2 separate regions of the Homo sapiens genome follow, and region 2 is linked to region 1. Evidence: read pairs that join two places in POLR2A ChIA-PET (ENCODE). Cell type or tissue: GM12878. All regions are shown on one strand. Each heading gives the region's core, and the rest is flanking DNA. Links, peaks and the distances in the headings are about the cores only. Region 1 overlaps GNG7 (G protein subunit gamma 7). Region 2 overlaps GNG7 (G protein subunit gamma 7).

Region 1 (9,985 bases), core at 1,427-9,426:
AGAACAGAACAGAAAAGAGAAAAAGAAAGAAAGAAAGGGAAGGAAGGAAGGGGAAAGGAAAGGGAGAAAGAAAAGAAAGGAAGGAAGGAAAGAGAGAGAGAAAGAAAGAAAGAGAAAGAAAAGAAAGAAAGGAAGAAAGGAAGAAACAAAAAGAAAGAAAGAAAGAAAGAAAGAAAAAGAGAAAAAGAAAGAGAAAGAGAGAAAAGGGTGGGTAGCGCATCTTTCCTTGCAGAGCCGCAGTGAGCCCCCTTCCAGCTGTGAACTATCAACCTGCCTATAAAAGGCAATTCTGATTGAAGGAAAAGGGAGGGGTGGTGGTGAGGGGAGGGCCGGGTGGCCCTCTGCCCAGCCCGAGATTGGCTTCCGTTTCTGGCTTGCTGTCCAGCGTATGGGATTGATTTAGATTCCCAGAACACCACGGAAGGTAGCACATGCTGTGACGATTGCGTAGTGGTTCGTGCTCCGGGGCCCGGTTGGAGATCCCTGCTGCCCGTCTGTCCGCCTGTGCGAGGCCACAGATCTGCCTGCATTTCCCTGCAGGCTCGGGAGGAGCTGGCAGAACCTGCTGCTTCTGCACAGCGCATTCCTGTCTGCTGGCAGCTCCTCCCCAGCGCCCTGAAGGGAGTGCTGGATCTGCTTAAAAGCGTGCAGGAGGGGGTGGGTACAGGGGAGCCAGGGCCTGCAGAGGACGCAGCCCGCAGCCCAGTCCTCAGTGCTGCTTTTTCTGTTGTTGTTTTGAGACGGAGTCTCGCTCTGTCGCCCAGGCTGGAGTGCAGTGGCGCGATCTCAGCTCACTGCAACCTCTGCCTCCCGGGTTCAAGCAATCCTCCTGTCTCAGCCTCCCAAGTAGCTGAGATTACAGGCGTGCACCACCACGCCCGGCTAATTTTTGCATTTTTAGTAGAGACGGGGTTTCACCATGTTGGCCAGGCTGGTCTCGAACTCCTGACCTCAGGTGACCTGCCCATCTCGGCCTCCCAGAGTGCTGGGATTACAGGCGTGAGCCACTGTGCCCGGCTTCTAGTGCTTCTCCAGATCCTAGCAGACTTTCTTCCCCAGGGTGCCTCCACAGTGCTGCTTGCAGATTCTGGAAGGATCATCTGGGATTCCACTGCTCTCCTCCCCTCTCCTCTCCTCCCCTCCCCTCCCCTGTCTTCTCTTTTCTTCTTTCTGAGACAGGGTCTTACTCTGTGGCCCAGGCTGAAGTGCAGTGATGAAATCATAACTCACTGCAACCTCAGCCTCCTTAAGTGAGCCTCCCGCTTCAACCTCCCTAGTAGCTGGGACTACAGGCTCACACCACCATGCCCGGCTAATTTTTTTATAAAGACAGGGTCTCGCCATGTTGCTCAGGCTGGTCTCGAACTCCTGGGCTCAAGGGATCCTCCTGCCCCGGCCTCCCAACGTGCTTGGGATTACAGACGTGAGCCACCATGCCCGGCCTTCACTGCCTTTCTTTTCCTCAATAAAAATCTGACATCGGGGGATTGCATTGCTCTGTTACCCTTTCTTCAGGCACCTCTCTTTTCCTGCTGCCAAACAGTGGAGACAGGAAGCCAAAAAAAATTGCCCAGTCCTTGTTCCTGGGGAGCTCATTGTAGAGCAGGGGAGACAGACACGTATATTGCAAGCATGTACATGTATCTGCAATAGGCACGAGCCGCGCCGTGGCAGGACTGAGTCCACATGGCTGGGGAAACACACTGCCTGGTAACTGGAGGCTGGTCAGATAGTGGTTGAGCTGAATTGAGGAGTTACCTACTCTAGGGTTTACCTACTTGTGCCCCATGGTTTTTAGGGACAACAGGCATCCCAGCTGTACCCCGGGCCATCTGGATGGAACTAGAATGGATGCAAAGAACACAGCTTTGGAGTCAAGCAAACCTTCCTTAGTTCTATTTTTTACATAAGTAATAATTTGTTTTTGGAGATGGTGGCGGGGGGGAGGTCTCTCCTTGTCACCCAGGCTGGAGTGTAGTGGCGTGATCCTAGCTCACTGCAGCCTCAAACTCCCGGGCTCAAGCGATCCTACCACTTCAGCCTCCCAAGTAGCTGGGAGCACAGGCACACACCACCACAACTGCTTTATGTTTCTCTTTTTTATTCTCCTTCAGCCGTACTTTTCAGCTTTGAGGACTTGAGCAGGTTTATTACCATCTTGGATCGCATTTTCTCTTCTGTGAAGTAGAGAGAATACCTGTGTATTGGAGTTCTCAAAGTGTGGTCCAGGGACACCCAGGGGTTGGTCTCTGAGACCCTTTTGGTGGGGGACCACTAGGTCAAAACTGCTAAGATAGAAGCCAGGCACTGTGGCTCACACCTGTAATCCCAGCGCTTTGAGAGGTCAAGGTGGGTGGATCACCTGAGCTCAGGAGTTCGAGACCAGCCTGGCCAACATGGTGAAACCCTGTCTCTACTAAAAATTAAAAAAAAAAATTAGCCAGGTGTGGTGGTGGCGCCTGTAATCCCAGCTACTTGGGAGGCTGAGGCAGGAGAATCACTTGAACCCAGGAGGCGGAGGTTGAAGTGAGCTGAGATTGCGCCACTGCACTCCAGCCTGGGTGACAGAGCGAGACTCCATCTCACAAAAAAAAAAAAAAAAAAATGCCAAGATACTCTGGGTCTCCTTCCTCCCAGTCTCTCCCACACAGATGGTGGAGTTTTCAGAGGTTGCATGACGTTTGATATCACAGTGGATTGAACTCAGAGGCTTATACAAGAATCCAGCTGTCTTCTATTAAGCCAGACATGAAAGAAATTTGCAAAAATGTAAAACAATGCCACTATTTCCCCTCAATGTTTTTTTTTTTTGAAAAATAGTTACTTTTCACTTAAACGTGTCATCCTCCTAATATAAAATATATGGTTTAAAAAAATATTTAATGGGATTATGTTAACTTGTAACAGGAGTATAGCTAAAATCTACATAAACACAAGCTGTTTAAGGGCCTTAATTTTTTATTACCATATTTATGTATATATTTTGGCATCATATTTATATATATTTATTTTATATGACAGCTTTATTGAGATTTTTACATGCCATAGAATTCACTTTTTAAAGTGTACAATTCAGTGGTTTTTAGAATATCCAGAGTTGTGTAACCATTACCACAATCTAATTTTTTTTTTTTTTTGAGATGGAGTCTTGCTCTGTTGCCCAGGCTGGAGTGCGGTGGCGCCATCTCAGCTCTCTGCAACCTCCACCTCCAGGGCTCAAGCGATTCTCCTGCCTCAGCCTCCTGAGTAGCTGGGATCACAGGCCAGCACCACCACCCCCGGCTAATTTTTGTATTTTTAGTAGAGACGGGGTTTCGCCGTATTGCCCAGGCTGGTCTCGAACTCCTGACCGCAGGTGATCCGCCTGCCTCGGTCTCCCAAAGTGCTGGGATTACAGGCGTGAGCCACCGCGCCCGGCCTAACCCCCGGTTTTCATGCACCGTCTTTGATGTTGCCTTTAGGCCGTGCCTGAACGCCGGTGTCACAAACCAAAGCCACAATAACTCAACAGCTTCATGAAATACCCAAACTCCCCCAGCTCCTGTGACATCAGGCAGGCGGAGTGACGCGGCTGCATGGCAGGGCTGCCCGAGGGCCCCCCTCCCAGGTCCGCACCTCCACCTCCTGGAAACCCACCCGGGTGGGCGGTGCTTTCTCCCGCCGAAGTCCTAGAAATGCTCTTCCCCACCAGCTGGGTTTATTTGGATTCATCCAGCCTCGGCTGGGAGGAGGAAGGGGTGGGCCCTCCTAGTATTTATTCTGCTGGAATGGAAACCTCAGATCTTCGAGATACTCAAGCAGACAGACAGACATCTACCAAGTCAGCGAGGGGAAAGTGCGGTGTTTTCGGAGGTCAGCCCGGGACAGCAAAGCAGGCAGGCTGGGGCTCTGATCAGTTCAAAAAGCACCACGTGGTGTCTGCGGCGGAGCAACCAGCGGCACGCCCCCACCCCAGGCGTCCCTCCCACAAGCAAATAGCACAGCCCGGTGACATTGGCTTTTTCCAGCCGAGCGCGGGGCACCCGCTTCGCCTCGTGCCCGCCTCTCCCCCTCTTCATCATGGGCCCTCGGTGGAACTGTATGCTAGAAACTTCACTTTCCAATTTTGGAGATGCTTCTAGAAACTAGACTTCTTTCCAGCTTGAGGTGAGCTGGAAGTTAGATCAGTTTCCATTTCTTTCAACTGAAAACGTGATTACAGAAGTCAGTGTTTCATAAGCTTTCTTTTTCCGTGATCACCTTCTTTTGAGACATCCTTTTCCTAGTGGCTCCTTAGAAAGAATAACGGTGGCAAGAGATTTAAATGCACCCGATGTCTGATTCTTTTGACGGAAGATGCCCAAGTAGCATTATTATTATTATTATTATTATTATTATTATTATTATTATTATTATTTTATTACTTTTCATTTTTTTTGAGACGGAGTCTCGCTCTGTCGCTCAGGCTGGAGTGCAGTGGCGCGATCTCAGCTCACTGCAAGCTCTGCCTCCTGGGTTCACACCATTCTCCTGCCTCAGCCTCCCGAGTAGCTGGGACTACAGGCGCCCGCCACCACACCCAGCTAATTTTTTGTATTTTTAGTAGAGATGGGGTTTCACCGTGTTAGCCAGGATGGTCTCGATCTCCTGACCTCGTGATCCGCCCGCCTCGGCCTCCCAAAGTGCTGGGAGTACAGGCGTGAGCCACCACGCCCGGCCAATTCTGTATTTTCAGTAGAGATGTGGTTTCACCATGTTGGCCAGGCTGGTCTCGAACTCCTGACCTCAGGTGATCCGCCCACCTTGGCCTCCCAAAGTGCTGGGATTAACAGATATGAGCCACCGCGCCCGGCCGCCCACTAGTTTTGATTGTGAGTTCTTTTGGTCCTTGGTTTTCGTAAGCGTTGCTTCCTCCTCTGTAGTAGAGTAACAAGCATGCAGCGTAGAGTCGCCGTGAGAGCTGGATTCGGTCGTTGATGGACAGAGCCGAGTGGAGAGCCTGAGATGACTCAGTGCCACACAGGTGCTGCTCACACAGTTGTCCTGGTCATTGTCGTCTAACCACTGAAACTCCCTAGACTTTTCCTACACATGCACACTCACATAGATACGTACAGCAATATGGAGCGCATTGTACATTGGCAGTCCTGAGCTGCTTTTTACCTTTCTAAATTTAATTTCTTTTTTTTTTTTTTTTTTGAAACAGAGTCTCACTCTGTTGCCCAGGCTGGAGTGCAGTGGCGCAATCTCGGCTCACTGCAAGCTCTGCCTCCTGGGTTCACGCCATTCTCCTGCCTCAGCCTCCCGAGTAGCTGGCACTACAGGCGCCCGCCACCACGCCTGGCTAATTTTTTGTATTTTTAGTAGAGACGGGGTTTCACCGTGTTAGCCAGGATGGTCTCGATCTGCTGACCTCGTGATCCACCCACCTCGGCCTCCCAAAGTGCTGGGATTACAGGTGTGAGCCACCACACTCGGCCTTATTATTATTATTTTTGAGAAGGAGTTTTGCTCTTGTCACCCAGGCTGGAGTGCAGTGGCGTGATCTCGGCTCACTGCAACCTCCACCTCCTGGGTTCAAGCGATTCTCCTGCCTCAGCCTCCTGAGTAGCTAAGATTACAGGTGCCCGCCACCACGCCCAGCTAATTTTTGTATTTTTAGTAGACACGGGGTTTCACCATGTTGGCCAGGCTGGTCTCAAACTCCTGACCTTAGGTGATCCGCCTGCCTCGGCCTCCCACAGTGTTAGGATTACAGGCGTGAGCCACTGTGACTGGCCCCAAGTAGCATTATTATATAATGGAGTTTTTGTTTGTTTTTATCTTAGAGACAGGATCTTCTTTCTCTGTCACTCAAGCTGGAGTGCAGTAACGCCATCTCAGCTCCCTGCAGCAGCTTCCAACTCCCAGGCTCAAGCAATCCTCCCGCCTCAGTCACCAAAGCTGGGATAACAGGTGCACACCACCATGCCTGGATAATTTTTAAATTTTTATTCTTTCTAGAGATTGGGTCTTGCTATGTTGTCCAGGATGATCTTGAACTCCTGGCCTCAAGTGATCTTCCCACCTCAGCCTCCAAAAGTGCTGGGATTGCAGGTGTGAGCCACCGAGCCCAGCCTATACCTGTGAAATTTCAATATCATAGATAGACTGTGTATCTGTTTATGTTCTGTTTTCTGGGCTTAATCCATAAAAAAAGTAAAATTTGTTTTCATCTCCCCAAGAATTGATGTTCACCCTGTTGAGAATATATTTGTAAAGAAGTCTCGTACTGCAGGAGTGAGAATGGAGACATCTTCATCACAAATCTCACTCCCCAGAATTAACCACTGTTAACAGTGTGGGGTGGATGGGAACTGATCATCAGTGCAGAACGTGAAAGGAGAACAACTGGGTCGATATTTGCCCACTTTTTTTTTTGGGGGGGGGACAGGGTCTCACTTTGTCACCCAGGCTGGAGTGCAGTGGCATAATCATGGCTCACTACAGCCTCAACCTCTTGGACTCAAGCGATCCTCCCACCTCAACCTCCTGAGTAGCTGGGACCACAGGTGGATATCACTACACCTGCTTAATTTTTTTTTAATTTTAATTGAGACGGGGTCTCACTATGTTACCCAGGCTGGTCTGAAACTCCTGGGCTCAAGTGATTTTCCTGCCTCAGCCTTTCAAAGTGCTGGGATTGCAGGTGTGAGCCCCGCGCTGGGCCTGCCTACTATTTTTTATTTTAATTTTAGGGACCGACTCTCACTCTGTCGCCCAGGCTGCAGTGCAGAGGCACGATCTCAGCTCACTGCAACCTCCACCTCCTGGGTTCAAGCGATTCTCCTGTCTCAGCCTCCCAAGTAGCTGGGATTACAGGCATGCACCACCGCACCCGGCTAATTTTTGTATTTTCAGTAGAGATGGGGTTTCACCATGTTGGCCATGCTGGTCCCAAACTCCTGACCTCAGGTGATCCGCCCGCCTCGGCCTCTCAAAGTGCTGAGATTACAGATATGAGCCACCGCGCCCGGCCGCCCACTAGTTTTGATTGTGAGTTCTTCTGGTCCTTGGTTTTCGTAAGCGTTGCTTCCTCCTCTGTAGTAGAGTAACAAGCATGCAGCGTAGAGTCGCCGTGAGAGCTGGATTCGGTCGTTGATGGACAGAGCCGAGTGGAGAGCCTGAGATGACTCAGTGCCACACAGGTGCTGCTCACACAGTTGTCCTGGTCATTGTCGTCTAACCACTGAAACTCCCTAGACTTTTCCTACACATGCACACTCACATAGATACGTACAGCCATATGGAGTGCATTGTACATTGGCGGTCCTGAGCTGCTTTTTACCTTTTTAAATTTAATTTCTTTTTTTTTTTTTTTGAGACAGAGTCTCACTCTGTTGCCCAGGCTGGAGTGCAGTGGTGCGATCTTGGCTCGCTGCAAGCTCCGCCTCCCGGGTTCACGCCATTCTCCTGCCTCAGCCTCCCGAGTAGCTGGGATTACAGGCACCCGCCACCACGCCCGGCTAATTTTTTGTATTTTTACTAGAGACGGAGTTTTGCTATGTTGCCCAGGCTGGTCTCAAACTCCTGAGCTCAGGCAATCCACCCGCCTCGGCCTCCCAAAGTGCTGGGATTACAGGCATGAGCCACTGCACTCGGCCCTTAAATTTAATTTCCTTTCAGCCGGGCATGGTGGCTCACACCTATAATCCCAGCACTTTGGGAGGCTGAGGTGTGTGGATCAATCAACTGAGGTCAGGAGTTCAAGACCGGCCTGACCAACATGGCAAAACCCCGTCTCTACTAAAAATACAAAAATTAGCCGGACGTGGTGGCGGGCGCCTGTAATGCCAGCTACTTGGGAGGCTGAGGCAGGAGAATCGCTTGAACCCGGGAGGTGGAGGTTGCAGTGAGCCAAGATCACGCCACTGCACTCCAGCCTGGGCAACAGAGTGAGACTCCGTCTCAAAAAAAAAAAAATTTAATTTCTTTTGAGACAGGGTCTCGCTCTGTTGCCCAGGCTGGAGTGCAGTGGTGCCATCATGGTTCACTGCAACCTTGACCACCTGGGCTCAAGCGATCCTCCCACCTCATCCTTTCAAATAGCTGGGACTACAGGTACGTGCCACCATGCCCAGCTAATTTTTTTGTATTTTTTGTAGAGATGAGGTCTTGGTATGTTGCCCAGGCTGGTCTCAAACTCCTGTCCTGAAGCAATCAGCTCGCCTCAGCCTCCCAAAGGGCTGGGATTACAGACGTGAGCCACCACGCCGGGCCATTAAAGACATTTTTGAGATAATCATGGACAATGGGTCACAGGCTGGTTATTGGTAACAGGAAATTATTGTTGATAATCATGGAGCAAGTTGATAATAAGACAGTGTTAATTTGATTGGGTGGTTCTGTGTTGGGAAATCAGAAAGCTTCAGTGATTAGAGAACATTCTGAAGGTTCTACAGGCAAAGTCATATGATGTCTTGAATTTGTGTGAAATACCCGTGCAAAGCTGGAGAGAGAAGTGAGAACAGAAGAAGGGCAGAATGTTAATTCCCGTTGCAGGAGGTGACGACACTCAGAGAGACCTCGTCCTGGCCTGCGTGCTTCAGGCTGTGTTTGAAATTTTCCACTATATGTAATTTTTTAAATTTGCAGTTTCTTTCTTCCTCCTTCCTTCCTTCCTTCCTTCCTTCCTTCCTTCCTTCCTTCCCTCCTTCTTTCTTTCCTTCTTTCTTTCTTTCTTGAGGGAGTCTCACTCTGTCGCCTAGGCTGGAGTGCAGTGGTGTGATATCTCGGCTCACTGCAACCTCTACCTCCCAGGTTCAAGCGATTCTCCTGCCTCAGCCTCCCAAGTAGCTGGGACTACAGGTGCCCACCACCACACCCAGCTAAGTGTTTTGTATTTTTAGTAGAGATGGGGTTTCTCCATGTTGGCCAGGCTGGTCTCGAACTCCTGAGCTCAGGTGATCCGCCCGTCTTGGCCTCCCAAAGCGCTGGGATTACAGGCGTGAGCCACTGTGCCCGGCCTTGATTTGCAGTTTCTGTAAACAACTTGTATAATAGAAAAGCAGAGAAATAAATTTTCCTCCCCTTCAGAAGCACCTCATGTTTGTTTTAAAGTATAGTATTTAATCCAGATTTGAGAAGGTTTGGGGTGAATGAGGTAAGAAAGTTTTTTTTTTTTTTTGGCATCAAATATTTCGGCCTGCCTCTCAGCTTGCTTCAGAAAACTTAAAACATCACAATAGTAATCAAAACATATATAACATTGAAACAGAAGGAAATGGCATGGACCACAGAACTCCAAGGATTGTTTAAAAAAAAAAAAAAAGTGCTACCCCGGGAAAAGTATTTGCAATTTTTTTTTTTTTTTAGATGGAGTCTCACTCTGTTGCCCAGGCAGGAGTGCAGTGGCACAATCTCGGCTCACTGCAAGCTCCGTGTCCCAGGTTCAAGCGATTCTCCTGCCTCAGCACCCCTAGTAGCTGGGACTACAGGCAGCCGCCCCCATGCCCGGCTAATTTTTGTATTTTTAGTAGAGACGAGGTTTCGCCTTGTTGCCCGGGCTGGTCTCGAACTTCTGACCTCAGGTGATCCACCTACCTCAGCCTCCCAAAGTGCTGGGATTACAGGTGTGAGCCACCACGCCCAGTCCTACTCTTAATACTTTTGAAATCTTTAGAGCAGCTTGAAGGCTTGTAAATATATAGAACGAATATTTTAAAAAACAAAAATTGACTCAATACTATTTCTTTTCACTTTGAAAATATAAAGCACAAAATAAAGACAAACATTCCAAGTTTTTTTTTTAAAAAAGGAATTTTCCACTATACATTTTTAAGAGAGGCAGAGATTAAGAACAACATCAGGCCGTTGGTGACCAAGACCAGAAGCCTCTCCCCTCAATCTGGGTGGCCACAGGCCACTTCTCACCACCCGGTGCCCTGTCCTCTTTGAAGTTTTTAGTCTGTGCTGGATTTTCTTACTTTTTTGTGACCTCAGCTGTTGGTTAGAAAGAGTATGCATT
Region 2 (9,985 bases), core at 1,413-9,412, 80 kb before region 1:
TGAGCCACCGTGTCCTGCCGGGAGTCCTTATTCAGTGAGCCCAGGATGGAATCTTCTAGAATGCAGTAGACTGTTATTTGAATGCCTCCCTCACTCCTACAGTTGCAGCTGCAGGTTTCCGATTGCCCCTCACCCCAGCATTGCAGTTACCCCCAGAGCAACCCCTGGCAGCTCTTCTGAGGCTCTGTCTTCAGATGAGGAAACCAAGGCTCATGGCGTGGAGTGGGAGACTTCACCGGATGGGGTGGGAGCAGGGGCAGGGATGACCCCTGCCTCCCTGTAGCTCTTCTTTTTTTTTTTTTTTTTTTTTTTTTGAGATGGAGTCTCGCCCTGTTGCCCAGGCTGGAGTGCAGTGGTGTGATCTCTGCAACCTCCGTCTCCCGGGTTCAAGTGATTCTCCTGCCTCAGCCTCCTGAGTAGCTGGGACTACAGGTGCGTGCCACCACGCCTGGCCAATTTTTGTATTTCTAGTAGAGACGGGGTTTCGCTATGTTGGCCAGGCTGGTCTCGAACTCCTGACCTCGTGATCCGCCCGCCTTGGCCTCCCGAAATGCTGGGATGACAGGTGTGAGCCTCCGTGCCCAGCTCGCCCTGTAGCTCTTTTATGAGATGGCTCTGTCTGCATTTTGCACAAACTCTTTCATCTCCGTGATGGAACCAGCCACGTTTCCTTGCACATTTTTCCAGGTAAAACTCCGGCTTCCTTCTAGCTGTGGAGTTGATTATACCAGGACCCCTCATGTTAAAAACTATCAGCTTCAGGCCGGGCGCGGTGGCTCACGCCTGTAATCACAGCACTTTGGGAGGCCAAGGTGGGTGGATCACCTGAGGTGAGGAGTTCAAGACCAGCCTGGCCAACATAGTGAAACCCAGTCTCTGCTAAAAATACAAAATTAGCCGGGCGTGGTGGCGCGCGCCTGTAATCCCAGCTACTTGGGAGGCTGAGGCAGGAGAATCCCTTGAACCTGGGAGGCGGAGGTTGCAGTGAGCTGAGATTGCGCCACTGCACTCCAGCCTGGGCAACAGAGCAAGACTCCATCTCAAACAAAAACAAAGAAACAGAAACTATCAGTTTCACTTGAAAACATGCTCCGCATCAGTCCTCAGGGAAATGCAAATCAAAGCCATGGTGAGATACCACTTCACACCCAGTAGGATGGCTAGAATTAAAAAAACCAAAACAACAAACAATCACAAGGGCTCACGGGGAGGTAGAGACACGGGGATCCTCATGCGTCGCTGCTGGGAACATCATGTGGTACAGCTGCTCTGGAAACAGCCTGGCAGTTCCTGAAGTGGTTACATACAGTGTTTCCATATGACCCTGTGAGTTGACTCCTAGACGTACACCTAAGGGAAGTGAAAGCGTATGTCCACACAAACACTGCGCAAGAAGGATCTGGCCCGGTGATGTGGCTAATGCTAGTGATCCCAGCGCTTTGGGAGGCCGAGGTGGGAGGATCACTTGAGTCCAAGAGTTGGAGACCGGCTGGGTGAGGTTGCTCACGCCTGCAATCCCAGCACTTTGGGAGGCCGAGGCGGGCGGATCATGAGGTCAGGAGATCGAAGCCATCCTGACTAATATGGTGAAACCCCATCTCTACTAAAAGGACAAAAAATTAGCCGGGCGTGGTGGCGGGCGCCTGTAGTCCCAGCTACTCGGGAGGCTGAGGCAGGAGAATCGCTTGAACCTGGGAGGTGGAGGTTGCAGTGAGCCGAGATCGTGCCACTGCATTCCAGCCTGGGCAACAGAGCAAGACTCCGTCTCAAAAACAATAAAATAAAAAAAGTTGGTTGCTACAAAAAAAATAAAAATAAAAATTAGCCAGGCCTGCTGGGGCACACCTGTAGTCCCAGCTACTTGGGAGGGTTACACAGGAGGATCAAAGAAACAAAAACTGTCGGTTTCACTTCAAAACATGCTCCGCGTCAGTCCTCAGGGAAATGCAAATCAGAGCCATGGTGAGATACCACTTCACGCCCAGTAAGATGGCTAGAATTAAAAAACCAGAACAACAAACAATCACAAGGGCTCACGGGGAGGTAGGACATGGGGACCCTCATGCGAGCTCGGGAGACGAAGGTTGCAGTGAGCTGTGATCACACCACCGCACTCCAGCCTGAGCAACAGAGCAAGACCCTGTCTCAAAAAAGAAACGAATGAAGTCGGGAGTTCAAGACCAGCCTGACCAACATGGAGAAACCCCGCCTCTACTAAAATACAAAATTAGCCAGGCGTGGTGATGCATGCCTGTAATCCTAGCTACTTAGGAGGCTGAGGCAGGAGAATCTCTTGAACCCAGGAGGCGGAGGTTGCAGTGGGCTGAGATCTCACCATTGCATTCCAGCCTGGGCAACAAGAGGGAAACTCCATCTCAAAAAAAAAAAAAAAAAAAAATTGTAAATTTTGTGTTAAGTGTATTTTACTAAAAAACCCACTGTTAGTCTATGTGGTCACTTTTCAGAGCTTTTAATTTTTAATTTTAAAATGTTTTAATTTTTTAAAAAATAGAGACAGGTGGCTGGGCAAGGTGGCTCATGCCTGTAATCCCAGCACTTTGGGAGACCGAGGCGGGTGGATCACCTGAGGTCAGGAGTTTGAGACCAGCCTGGCCAAGATGGTGAAACCACATCTCTACTAAAAATACTAAAATTGGCCAGGCATGGTGGCGGGTGCCTGTTATCCCAGTTACTCGGGGAGGCTAAGGCAGAGAGAATCACTTGAACCTGGGAGGTGGAGGTTGTGGTGAGCCGAGATCGCACAACTGCACTCCAGCCTGGGCAACAGAGCGAGACTCTGTCTCAAAAAAAAAAAAAAAAAAAAAGAGACAAGGTCTTACTATGATGCCCAGGCTGCTCGAACTCCTGGGCTTAAGCGATCCTCCCTCCTCGGTCTCCCAAGATGCTGGGGTTACAGGCGTGAGCTGCCGTGCCTGGCTGACAGTCTTAGACTGTAAGAAGACGGTCCTGTTTTTCTCCCTGTGGGTTTCTCATCTTTCTCCACTGTGGGTCAAGCCTAATAGAGCTGTGGACACTGACTGGTTCTGTTTTAAGGGATTCTGGCATTGGATTTTGAGTTTCTTCACATCTGGGACTACTGAGCAGGTCATGTCTTTGATTTAGGTCTTGCCAAGCCCAGGTAATTTAGGAAGGTGCTACCTGGTGCCTGGAGTTAATACAATGAGTAAGGTGAAGATGCAGATGGGAATGCAAGGGGTTGAAAATTCTGTCCTGCTTTGAGGAAGTGGGACCTGGGGGAATAGGATATGTAAAAAGTGAAAGGTGGCGAATCATGGAGGGTTCTGGAATCTTCTGGAACCTTCTAGAAACTCCCAGAGCCTTCTAGAGTTTTCTGGAATGTAGGCATGGTGAGGCATTGGATTTAGAATGCCTACTTAGCCACCATGTGACTTTCTTTCTGTGTGAATTTTGAAGAAAACATGGAACCTTTCTGTTTCCTTGTGTGTCAGACAGGATAGGAATCACTCCCTAGGGTCATTGAAAAGATTGGGATGGACTACGAGGCTGTGACCTGGATGGGTGGTGGTCCTGGTTATCACTGTTATTGCTGGAATCACTGCTAATATTATTCAATATATTATGTATAAATATTAGTATTGGCTGGGTGTGGTGGCTCACACCTGTAATTCCAGCACTTTGGGAGGCTTAGGTGGGAGGATTGCTTGAGCCCTGGAGTTCGAGACCAGCCTGAGCAACATAGTGAGACTCTATCTCTACAAAATTTATTAAAAATTAGCCAGATATGGTGGTGCACACCTGTGGTCCCAGCTGCTTGGGAGGCTGAGGCAGGAGGATTGCTTGGAAGCCTAGGAAGTTGAGGCTGCAGTGAGCTATGATTGCACCACTGCATTCCAGCCTGGGCAACAGCAAGATCCCGTCTCAAAAAATTAGCATTGTACTATATGTTACTTATGTTGTTATTTTTCCTCACGGACACCATGGGCGTGGACCAAATTCAGAAAACGATGAAGTCTGTTCTTGGGGAGATGGGATAGGAGCTGTAGCTTGGCTGGGCTGGCTTAAGAATCAGGCTTGTCTGGAAATCGGAGGGACCGTCATGAGAAGCTGTTGGTTTCCGATCGTCGAAGGCTGCATGACGGAGGATGGGTTGGCTGGTGCAAAGGTCAGGGAAGGGATTCTGTTGGCATGGGGTGTAGACCTGGCGTTGAAGGCCACTCCTAGCTCTGAGAGCTGGGACCCCTTGAGAGAAGTAGTTACCAGGCTGGGGCTTGGCAGAATCAGGGTTGGAGGTGATGATCTTGGAGGCGCTGCCTGCTGCCCAGGACCCTCCGAGACTGGACACCTTATCTGATTCTTCTCCCTGTGTTGTGGATGGGGAAACTGAAACCGTATGCATTTATTACCCCATCCCAGGATTTGGTTCCTCCACCCATAATAGGTGACTGAGTTCAAAGAGCCAAGTGTGACCTGTGTACAGTGGGTGTGACCCACCTGCCCACTGTGTGGCAACCATGTCATCCCTGGAAGTTTGCATTCCGTGGCTTTTCCTCTGTTACTTTTTTGACTCCGTGCCCAAGCCCAGCAGCTTCTGAATCCAAAGCCTTGCTATGCCACAATACCTACTATATTTCAGAAAATTCTGGAAGTTTCCAGAAGCTTCTGGAAGATTCCAGAACATTCTACAAGTCACCTTTCACTTCTTGTATATCTCGCTCCCCCCAGGTTTTACTTCCTCAATGTAGCATGTGCCCTGAGATGGAAGTGACCACAGTCACACCCACTCTCTTGTTTCTTGCTGTGACAGTGTTGGCGTCGGCCACCGCCACCTCCTCTTCCACTCAGGGCCACAGTGGAAGGTCTGGATGCCTGGTGTTCTGTTTTCCTAAGGCTGCTGAACCCTAACTAACATCCACACAGAGGCCACTGGTGGTCAGCACAGGTGGCAGGGTTAGAAAGGTTGGGACTGGCTTTGTCCTTTGAGTCAGAGGGACAGTCACACTCATGTTTGTGTGACCATATGCATGTGGCTATGGTCAGTCCTATAGATTATGGCAGCGGTTATCACTCTCTGTCACTGTGGACCTTGGGGCCAGATCGTTCTCTGAGGTGGGGCCATCCTGGGCACTGTAGGGTGCTGAGCAGCGTCCCTGGCCTCCACCCACTCTATGCCAGGGACACCCCGAGTTGTGACAACCAAAGATGTCCCCAGACATTGCCCAGTGCCCCATGGGGGGCAGAATCACCCCCAGGTGAGACCCCCGGGGGTTAGGGGATTCCACAGATCCCCAAGAAACTCTGTGTCTCATGATCCTCTGTCCTCCTGAGGTTCCAGGAGGCTGCACACATTGTAATCCACACCCTGAGTGGGGAGGGAGAGAGGAGGAGAATCGCAGGAGCTGGGGCCCCCCTTGGTTTCTGCCATCCACCCCATCGGGAATTTTTTCTAGTGTCTGGTGTCAACAGGGAGCAGATACAATATTTTTCCAAATAATTAAGGCAGAGTCTCTCCCCCTTGGCATTCAGGGCTGGGTCGTTCTCTGGGGTGGGGTTGTCCTGGCCACTGCAAGGTTCTGATCAGCATCCCTGGCCTCCACCCACTCCACGCCAGGAGCATCCCTGAGTCATAACAGTCACAAATGCCCCCAGACACCACCTAGCATCCCCTGGGGACCAGAAGGACCCCTGGTTGAGAACCACGGTTGTATAGAAAGGAATTGAAGCAAAAAAAAAAAAATGGAATTCTCTGCTCCCCTGTGGCATCCTGTTGATGGATTAGATTCAGCCTCCATGCTCCAACACCGAGCTCAGCGTCTCCTGGAAGGCCCTGTCTCCAGAGGACGTTCCCAGATCCTGCTCCCTGGAAGAATTCTTGCGAGCATATATGCAAGTGTAATTAAGCGGCCGTTTTTCCTCTGTGGTGACACAGATTTGGGTCTGCAGTAAAGATATGGAGTCCCTTTAGAGCTGAGAGCCGGATCACGGCCAGGAGAATGCCTTGCTTTGAGATTCTCTGGGAATCGGGAGTCCTGCCTGGGTGGAAATCAGCCCTGGACAGGGAGGGAATGTGCAGATCGGAGCAAGTGGCTTGTTTCTTCCTGGCAACCCCAGAAGCTGTCTGAACAGCTTCTCTCTGCCACACATCTCTTTGAGTCTTGCACCCGCCCGGCTGAAAATTACACCCAACTCCTCCAGCCGGGTCTAGGAAGTGGTGCAAGCTCCTGAACCTCCATCTGCAGAATAACTAACTAGCTGTTCCTGAAAACCACCAAAGAGGCTGGGCGCGATGCCTCACACCTGTAATCCCAGGACTATGGGAGGCCGAGGCGGGAGGATCACTTGAATCTGGGAGTTTGACACCAGCTTGGGCAACATGGTGAAACCCCATCTCTACAGAAAGCGAAAACAAAAATTAGGCAAGCATGATGGTGCGCGCCTGTGGTCCCAGTTCCTTGGGAGGCTGAGGTGGGAGGATCGCTTGAGCCAGGCGGTGGAGGTTGCAGTGAGCTGAGACTGTGCCACTGCACTCTAGCCTGGGCGGCAGAGATATATCGCTGAGGGTTTGACGGACACTTCTAGATGGAAATCAATGTCTATCTGGTGCCTTGGGGGCTGTGCATGTTCACGAGGAGGGTGTCTGAACATGCCAGGATGTGGGTGCCTAGGGGAGGGTCTCTGTGGGGTGAAGTTTGGATATTTGAGGGCGCCCATGGAAAATGACTTCAACCTGCATGGCTCAAAACCACAGAAATGGATTTTCTGGCAGTTCTAGAAGCCAGAAGTCTGAGACGAAGGTGTGGGCAGGGCCGTTCCCGGCCCAGAAGCTCCCGGGGAGGATCCTTCCTGCCTCTTCCAGCATCTGGCAAGTGGCCGGCGGTTCTTGGCGCCCCTGGGCTGGTGACATCGCTCCAGTCTCTGCCTCCATCCTCACACGGCCCCCTTCCCTGTGTGGGTCTGTGTCCAAATTTCCCTCGTCTTATAAGGACATCAGTTATTGGATTTAGGGCTCATCTTAATCCAGCACAACCACATCTTAATAATAAGTCCATCTGCAGAAACCCTGTTTCCAAATAAGGTCCCATTCTGAGGCATCTGGCTCAACAATATTTTCTTCCAAATAATTAACTTTGAGTCTCTTCCCCCTGGTGCTGTGGACATTGGGGCTGGATCATTCTCTGGGGAGGGGCCATCCTGGGCACTGCAGGGTGCTGAGCAGTGTCCCTGGCCTCCACCCACTCCATACCAGGAGCTCCCCCCAATCGTGAAAACCACAGATGTCCTCAGACCTCCCCCGCCCCATTGAGACCCCCAAGTGTCGGGAATATCTTTTCTGTTTTCATATGTTTTTCTTTGTATCTTATAGGATCCTGGGGAAATATTTCCCCCAGCAGTCCCTCATAGGAGCCAATTTAGGTCATCGCTGTCCTTCAGAACTGTCCTCTGCAGAGGGGCCGCGACATCTGATATTCTCTACTCTTTAACCAGCCTGGTTTGCTAAATAACGCTCCCTGCTTCTTTACCGTCAAGCGACCTCTCCTGCTCGGCACTGCTGGCATTTCCTGGTCTTCGTGGTTGCAGATTTTTGGTGGGTCACACCGGGCTTGGTCACGAAGCTGTCCCTTCCTGGTGTCCCCTTGAGCCTGGAGGTTCCATAAAGCCAGATTCCCATTCCCGAGCCCGTGCACTTGCTGCTGTTCCTGGCTGGTTCCAGGGTTTGACCAGTCGTCCACCGTTGCAGAGAGAGACCTGTTAGTTCTTCAGGGGCACGACAGGAATTTCTGGCGTGCATCCGTCTCCGAGAACGTGATCTGTTTGGGTTCATTTATGAACACGTCCAACTGTTAGGAGTGCTTGGCGCCGTTGCGGATTTGTTTGGAGAAGCTAAAGCAGTCTGTAACCCTGTCGCGTTTTCCATGTGTTAAAACATTACCAGTCCCGAGTGTGTGAAAATCTGGATTTTTATCTATTCTAGTCTCAGCCAGAGGGGGAGGCGTTATGACAGTTCCGTTTTAGGAAAAGTAGTACGGTATACATTACGAAAGAGCATTGTTTTCTAACCGAGTCCGTTTCTGGTGACGTACAATGGCACAGTTTTCAAACTTGACTATGTAGAAAAGCTGCCCGATGGAGTCGGCGCTGTCGAGGGTGGAAATGCGAGTTACGACCATCACATAAGGAGATCTCTGTTTTCTTCAACACTCCCTGACTTTGCATCTCAGCAGGTGTCCTCTGTGTTTTAAAACAGTCACCTTGCAGGCCAGACGCAGTAGCTCACGCCTGTAATCCCAGCACTGTGGGAGGCCAAGGCGGGTGGATCACCTGAGGTCAGGAGTTCGAGACCAGCCTGGCCAACATGGTAAAAACTCGTCTCTACTAAAAATGCAAAAATTAGCCGGGCATGGTTGTGGGCGCCTGTAATCCCAGCTACTTGGGAGGTTGAGGCAGGAGGATCGCTTGAGCCCAGGAGGTGGAGGTTGCAGCGAGCTGAGATTGCACCACTGCACTCCAGCCTAGGCAACGGAACAAGACTCTGTCTCAAAAAAAAACAAAACAAAAACAAAAAACAAAAACACCAGTCACCTTTGGAGACCTTGCCCTTTTCCCAGCAGTGTGACGATTCTGATTCCCTTCAAGAGTGGATTGTACTGCTTTTGTATATTTCAAACATACAATTGTGTGTATTTCCATTATATTTCAGATTCTTTTTTCTTGTTTGTTTTGTTTTTGAGATGGAGTCTCACTCTGTTGCTCAGGCTAGAGTGCAGTGGGGTGATCTCGGCTCACCGCAACCTCTGGCTCCCAGGTTCAGGCAATTCTTTTGCCTCAGCCTCTGGAGTAGCTGGGATTATAGGCAAGGTGCCACTACACCTGGCTAGTTTTTATATTTTTAGTGGAGATGGGGTTTCACCACGTTGGCCAGGCTGGTCTCAAACTCCTGACCTTGGGTGATCCGCCCACCTTGGCCTCCCAAAGTGCTGGGATTACAGGCGTGAGCCACGGTCCCTGGCCTCAGATTTCTTTTAGGGTAGTTTTGAATTTTGGAAACAGCCTATATTAGTTAGCTAATTCTGTGTAACAAATTATCACAAATGTATCCTAAGAAAACTCTGAAATATATTGGAAATATACACAATTGTATGTTTAAAATATACAAAAGCAGTACAAGGCCCTCTCTCTAAAAAAAGAAAGAAAGAAATTTTCTAAAAAGACCAGTATCCATACATTATCACGAACTCAACTCCACACTTTATTTACATTTTATTTTTCTTTCTTTCTTTCTTTCTTTTTTTTTTTTTTTAGATGGAGTCTCGCTCTTTCACCCAGGCTGGAGTGCCAGTGGTGTGATCTTGGCTCACTGCAACCTCCACCTCCTGGGTTCAAATGATCCTCCTGCCTCAGCCTCCCAAGTAGCTGGGATTTCAGGTGCCTGCCACCCTGCACGGCTAATTTTTGTATTTTTAATAGAGGCAGGGGTTCACCATGTTGGCCAGGCTGGTCTCGAATTCCTGACCTCAGGTGAGCCGCCCGCCTCGGCCTCCCAAAGTGCTGGGATTACAGGCGTGAGCCACGGCGCCCGGTCTTTATTTCCATTTTCTTGTTTTTTCCAGGAACCCACATGCCATTGACTCCCGACATCTCCTTACACTCTGCTGGGACACTTCTCAGACTCATTGGTTTTGATGACCTGCTGGGTTTTTTTTTGTTTTGTTTTGTTTTGTTTTGTTTTTTTTTTGAGATGGAATCTCGCTCTGTCACCCAGGCTGGAGTGCAGTGGTGCTATCTCAGCTCGCTGCAAGCTCCGCCTCCCGGGTTCACGGCCATTCTCCTGGCTCACCCTCCTGAGTAGCTGGGACTACAGGCGCCCGCTGCCACGCCCAGCTAATTTTTTGTATTGTTTAGTAGAGACGGGGTTTCACCGTGTTAGCCAGGATGGTCTCGATCTCCTGACCTTGTGATCTGCCCGCCTCGGCCTCCCAAAGTGCTGGGATTACAGGCATGAACCACC

The links. ChIA-PET counts read pairs that join two places held together with the same protein. Peaks named below come from ENCODE experiments on the same cell type or tissue, not always from the same donor. Only the 100,000 strongest peaks of a DNase experiment are listed, where the experiment ranks them.
Region 2: POLR2A ChIA-PET joins it to region 1 with 7 read pairs; 1 of 35 experiments calls an interaction of 5 or more read pairs at or near these places.

Annotation. Positions count from the first base shown.
Region 1 is chr19:2,593,089-2,603,073 of GRCh38, reverse strand. The region is part of intron 2 of GNG7 (G protein subunit gamma 7); the gene reads left to right. It also overlaps the pseudogene RN7SL121P. Among named protein-coding and RNA genes, the nearest start is that of MIR7850, 33 kb to the left of the region's middle. In GM12878, for the core only: no CTCF peak of the experiment used is centred there; DNase peaks (open chromatin) are centred at 3,983, 5,121 and 8,383; H3K4me3 peaks cover 1,782 bases; H3K27ac peaks cover 5,013 bases.
Region 2 is chr19:2,672,985-2,682,969 of GRCh38, reverse strand. The region is part of intron 1 of GNG7 (G protein subunit gamma 7); the gene reads left to right. Among named protein-coding and RNA genes, the nearest start is that of GNG7, 25 kb to the left of the region's middle. RefSeq lists a silencer at 4,740-4,888. In GM12878, for the core only: no CTCF peak of the experiment used is centred there; DNase peaks (open chromatin) are centred at 1,949 and 4,720; H3K4me3 peaks cover 324 bases; H3K27ac peaks cover 1,815 bases.